Regions from separate parts of the Homo sapiens genome. Here region 1 is linked to region 2. The links are chromatin loops, found by intact Hi-C in ENCODE. Cell type or tissue: B cell. All regions are shown on one strand. Links, peaks and the distances in the headings refer to the core of each region. The heading gives the core; the rest is flanking DNA.

Region 1 (2,917 bases), core at 94-2,593, 290 kb after region 2:
CCCAGGCTGGAGTGCAGTGATGTGATCTCGGCTCACTGCAACCTCCACCTCCCGGATTCAAGCCATTCTCTGCCTCAGCCTTCCATGAATTGATTTTCTTAAATGAGGGAGGTACTTGAACTCAGGTGTTGAACCTGTGACTCTAATTGTCTTGCTTTCTTCTCCCCAGATAATTAAATCCATTTAGTCTTAATGTTCTAGATGTCAGAATGTTCCAGGATCATCCCTGCCCCAGGCAGCTACATTTATAAGTCTGTTAGTATGTGCCGGGCACAACTACCATTGAGGTAGCAGTTTTCGATCCCAATTAAAAAGACAGAGGCACACAGGGGCAAAGGAACTGCTTACAATGGGTGCAGACATTGTTCCCAGTGAGACCCCCCCCCAAAAAAAAAGGCCTTGGGTGACTCCGGGTTGTATGGTGCACTCTGGCCTTGGGGCTCTCTGGTGAAAGATAAGTAGAGTCCACTTTGCGCCTGTCCTGCCTTCCTCATCTCACGGGCCACAGCGCCCAATGAAAAATGTGCCAACATTGCCTGCGTTGAAGGGCGGTTCCCCTCCAACCCTGTGTCTGGTGGAACCCGGAAAAGGTGGCAGGGGACGCAGTTTTATTTTGCTTTCCAGGGCGGGCCTGGGATAGAGTCGTGGCTATTTCTAACCATGGAGAAGTTGGCTAGAAGTCTGAATTCATGAAAATGAGTTCTATTAGTTTGAACCTATTTAATTTTGTGCCAAAAACTTACCAGAAGAAGAGAAGAAGGAAGAGGAGGGAGGAACGGAAGAACAGGAACAAAGCTGAGCTCCCAGCTCTTGCTTTCTCAAGCCCAGATCCCTTTGTCTGAGTTTCAGGGCCTCCTACCATCTGCCCCACCTGCCTGCACCCCACGTTCCCCTGTGGCCCCTGCAGTCTCCATCTGGTCTCCCTCACAGCAGAGCCCTCCTTCCACTGATTGGAATCTAAAACCCCTTAAAGACACAGCCTAAGTCCCCCCTGTGAATAACAGGAAAATGAAAAGAGAAAGGATATTTAGTAGACTAGCTATATCTTGTAACCTCAGCTATAAGCCCTTTTAAACAATATCTGATTCCATTCTTACCCTATGGAGTGAGTACTAATATCCCCATTTTACTACTAAAGAAATTGAGGCTCCGAGAATTTAAGCAATTTGCTCTTAATCAAATGCCCAGGTCTGTCTACCAAGTCTTTCCACCGAGGCCTATCTCTGCCTTATCTTTAGTTGAAGTATCTTTCTCCAGGACTCCCACCCAGAGCGGACCCACATGGTGCAAAGAGGAAGGCGAGCAGGGGGTGGCAGGAAAGCAAAGAGGAGTGAAAGAACACCCTCGCCTGTGCTCAGTGCTGAGTGCCGTGCTGCTAATTGTCCTGTTTGCTTTATTGATCCGATGGAAACTTTAGAGCCAAAAGAAATGTAAAAGGGGATCTCATTCAACCCAGTTTCCCTTCTGTGGCTTGAATTTTCCTCTACAACATCCCCTCCAAGTGGTTACTCAGCCTCCACACAGCCAGGGAACAATACGGAAGCAGAGAATCTTCGAGTTAACGCAGGGGGCAATGAGTAGCTTAGCTTGGCAGGCACTTGCGTAAAATGAGAGAAAGTGACAGGAAATAACGCTGGGAACCAGGCAGGGGCCAGGTTGTAGAATAATGATAGTAACAATCATGGCTGTACCCATAGCAGTAATAACAGCAAGTGCTTTCTGAGTGCTTTCCATATACTGGGAAGCTTTCCATGTAGTATTTCCCGAATCCTCACACAATCCTATGACAGTGGCACCATTATTCTCCTCATTTTGCAGATGAGAGAATTCTAGAGGGATTAAATAACTTCCCCAAGAAAACACAACGAAAGCCAAAGGCAGGATTTGAACTCAGACTGGCTGGCTCAGAAGCCGCCTCATTTAAACACTACTCTTCTCTAGAATCCTAAGGCCTTTTAAAGGCTTTGTTCCATACGCCAGATAAGGGTAAAGTTATATTCTGTCTCAATCAGCTGTCTAGCTTTTTCATCATGTAGATGTTTTTTCTCTTTTTTTCTTTTTTTTTTTTAAGAAACAGGTTCTCTCTATGTTGCCCAGGCTGGTCTCAAGTTCCTGGGCTCAAGCAATCCTTCCACCTCGGCCTCCCAAAGTGCTGGGATTACAGGCGTGAGCCACCGCACCCAGCCTACATCATGAAGACATTTAAACATAGATATCGTAATAATGTCATATACATTAAAATTTTCCCTGCCCCAATTTTCAAATTATTTCATTACAGAAATTCAATCTGCTCTTTTTCCTCCTCCTGCATGGCCAAGGCACTGGCAATAAAGAGAATTTGTATCCTGAACGTTAGTAGTTTTCCTCAGCTTTTCACTACTTAAATATTTTTCTTTTTCTTTTTCTTTTCTTTTTTTTTTTTTTTGAGTCGGAGTCTTGCTCTGTCACCAGGCTGGAGTGCAGTGGTGCAATCTCGGCTTACTGCAACCCCCGCCTCCCAGGTTCAAGCGATTCCCCTGCCTCAGCCTCCTGAGTAGCTGGGGTTACAGGTGCACACCACCACTCCCAGCTAATTTTTTGTATTTTAGTAGAGACAGGGTTTCACCGTGTTGGCCAGAATGGTCTTGATCTCCTGACCTCGTGATCTACCCGCCTCGGCCTCCCAAAGTGCTGGGATTACAGGCGTGAGCCTGGCCTTACTACAATATTTTTCTAAGAAGTCATTCATATTACAATGGCTAAAAAAATTAGTAGGTTCAATAGCATATTGAAAGGGGAGGCATTACACACTCCCAATGGCTTTCTGTGTTAAAAATGACAAACCTTTGATTCCATTGTGAAGCAGAATTATGCTTAGCAAGTAACAAGTGTTTGTATTTTTTAATGTGTTTTTTCTGTGGGTGCCAAAGCTTTATAT
Region 2 (2,917 bases), core at 239-2,738:
ACATGAAGACTAGTCCTGCGACCAGTCTGATTGGTTGCGGGAGGGGACCAATTAGAGGTACTTTCCATTTTTCATCTGCACAGTGCAAAGGTAGTAACCTCTGATCCTTTCGTTACTTCAGTGTGGAGAGGTGGGGTTTTCCTTTTGATTCAGTTCTAGGAAGTCAGGGCGAATTGGCTTTAGGTAACCTGTCTCCAGACCCTATTCTCCTGCCTCAGTGGGAGGATCACCTGAGCCTAGGAGGCAGAGGTTGCAGCAACCTAAGATCATGCCACTGCACTCCAGCTTGGGTGACAGAGCAAAACCCTGTCTCAAATAATAATAATAATAATAATAAAGGAGCCAGTTTAGTTTGTGTGCCTATAATCCAGAAGAAAGGTGTTTCAGTGTACAGTCAGAGACGATAACCACTAATCCTGCCTCTGGGCTGAGGATGGGACATTGAACAACTGTTTTATTCCTTATTCCTTAGTATTTATTTTATAGAGTTGAATCTCCAACCCCTCATCTACTTACCCACCATACTATCTGTGTAACTACAGTTAACATGCAGTAGCCAAGACAGTGACTCTCAATGTGGGAAGGGGGTGATTTTGTTTCCCAGGGAACATTTGGCAATGTTTGGAGACGTTTTGAGTTATCACAACTGGGGAAGGGGTGCTACTGGCATCTAGTGGGTAGAAGCCAGGGATGCTGCAAAACATCCTACCACGCACGGGACAATGATGCAGTCCAAAATATCAATAGTGCTGAGGTGAAGAAATCCTGGTCTAGAGCAGTGGTTTTCAACCCTCAATGTTCATTAGAGTCACTTGGGAAACTTTAAAAAATCCCTATGCCCTGGTCATTCCCCAGGCCAACTAAATCAGAAACTCTGAGATTGGGGCCCAACCCAGGTTTTGGTGCTTTTTAAAGAGATCTCCAAGTGATTCTAATATGAAGCCAGAGTTGAGAGCTACTGGCATAAAGATAGTCCAAAATATCCTATTCTTAAGCCCTCAACATATCTGACTCCTATGAACATCCATTTTGTGTCTCTCATGCAGTCTTCTGCCAAAACCATGTCCCTGTCTTTTACTTAGTCTATTTGTCACTGCAGGGCTCTTGAAACCTGTCAGACACCTAAATATGGAAACAATAGACACTGGGGACTACTAGATGACAGAGGGAGGGAGAGGGGCTAGCGTTGAAAAACTAACTGTTGGGTCCTATGTTCACCACCCGGGTGAAGGGATCAGATCATTCACATCCCAAACCTCACTATTATGTAATACGCCATGTAACAAACCTACACATGTACTCCATGAATCTAAAAGTTGAAATTATATATATAATATTTATAAATATTAACATATATTTATAAATGTTATGTATACATATACATTATGTATATGTATATGTATATGTATATGTATATGTATATGTATATGTATATGTATATGTATATGTGTGTATATATAGGAACCTGTCAGGCAAAGATAGGTTTTGGCTTTACCCTATCAAACGAAAGGGGATTTCAGAGGGCTTCTCTGGTAAACCACACCGTAGAATGCTTCCTACCCACTGGGGAAACCCAAGTTAAAAATGGTTAACAGGAAATCTAGTTGAGGGATATAATTAGCAATTATTAGCTCTTCGGTGGCTGTATTCATATTACATGAGATTATTCAGTAGCAGGAAAGGCTAGACTTATATCAAGTCTGTTTAGCTTAATAAAGCCAAAAAGAACAGTTGTTTTTGCATTTTTAGGTGGAAAAAACACACATTCTGAAGTTGCTCTTGTTAATTTGTTGAATGTTGTTGGAAAAGATGTTTCGCCAGAAGAAATAAAATTTCATAGTTTTTGTGAGAGATCAAAACACATTGCCTATGTCATCCTTTAATTGTCAAAAGATAATAAACAGAACTTTCTTACCCTGTTTCACTTAAGACTAACAGCTTGGAGGAAAAAAAATCAGAGGCCTTTGTTTTCTGCAAATTCACTGGGCAGCCATGTACAGTCTGGTGGTTCAAAGCTTTCATGATCTGTCCTCTGAGAACTTTGGAAAAACAACCCATGAGTACACAAGACTTTCTTTTTAAATTGGATTATTCTTTAATGAGGGTATGATTTGCTCAGGGTTATGTCAACTCCAAGCACCCTAGTTATGCTTCTTGGTGAGAATGTACAAGCCTCTCAGCACAGCTCAGCTTCTCTCTGTTGCATCTCTATCAAGGTCCTGCCTAGCAACAGCTGAAGGGAGCAGTTGAATGAAGATGTTCATTAATGCAGATGAGTGGCTTGTTGGCACAAGAACTTTCCAGCTAGAGCTGGGGGCAGAGTCCCTGACTCTTTCATCTTAAACACTGTGATACTGCTCACTTTAGGCTGGAGCTTCTCGGTGACATTCGGGGCTGGCCATTCTTAGTTGTGGGGGCCTGTCCTGGGCATTGGAGAATGTTTAGCAGCATCCTTGGGCCCTACCCACTAGATGCCAGTATCACCTCCAAGTGGTGACAACCAAAGATGTCTCTAAACATTGCCAAATGTCCCCTGGGGGACAAAATTACTCCCATTTCAGAACCTTTGTTACAAACTTATCAACTTCTAGCCGATAGTTTCAACAGGGAACTGCTGTAGGGCTTTAAATGTGTGAAACAATGAGATGAGGGAGGGGGCTTGTGATGTGATCTGATTGCTGCTTTGAGACGGTCCCTTGGCTGCTGCTTGCAGGGAGAAAGGAGACAAGAAGGTATTCCAAGAGACTTGCTCAATTCATGGTATTAGTCCAGGAAAGAGGGGATAATGGCATAGAGTGGGATTTTAGCAGTAGGAATGGAGAAGAAAGGAGGCATTGGAGAAATGTTTGGAGAGAGAGCTACAAGCCACCAGAACAAGTTGATGGACTAGAAAATATGTGGACAAAACAGATCAGCA

What was found. A loop is a pair of places that touch in the nucleus more often than their neighbours do. Peaks named below come from ENCODE experiments on the same cell type or tissue, not always from the same donor. Only the 100,000 strongest peaks of a DNase experiment are listed, where the experiment ranks them.
Region 1: a loop joins it to region 2, with 2.5 times the contacts of the local background. A loop is called at or near these places in 3 of 110 quality-filtered maps.

Annotation. Positions count from the first base shown.
Region 1 is chrX:12,969,442-12,972,358 of GRCh38, reverse strand. No RefSeq gene overlaps it. Among named protein-coding and RNA genes, the nearest start is that of TMSB4X, 4.2 kb to the left of the region's middle. In B cell, for the core only: CTCF peaks have their summits at 1,336 and 1,536; a DNase peak (open chromatin) is centred at 1,538; H3K4me3 peaks cover 1,750 bases; H3K27ac peaks cover 2,334 bases.
Region 2 is chrX:13,256,066-13,258,982 of GRCh38, reverse strand. No RefSeq gene overlaps it. Among named protein-coding and RNA genes, the nearest start is that of LINC02154, 46 kb to the left of the region's middle. RefSeq lists an enhancer at 1,571-1,620. In B cell, for the core only: no CTCF peak of the experiment used is centred there; DNase peaks (open chromatin) are centred at 1,542 and 2,162; H3K27ac peaks cover 1,680 bases.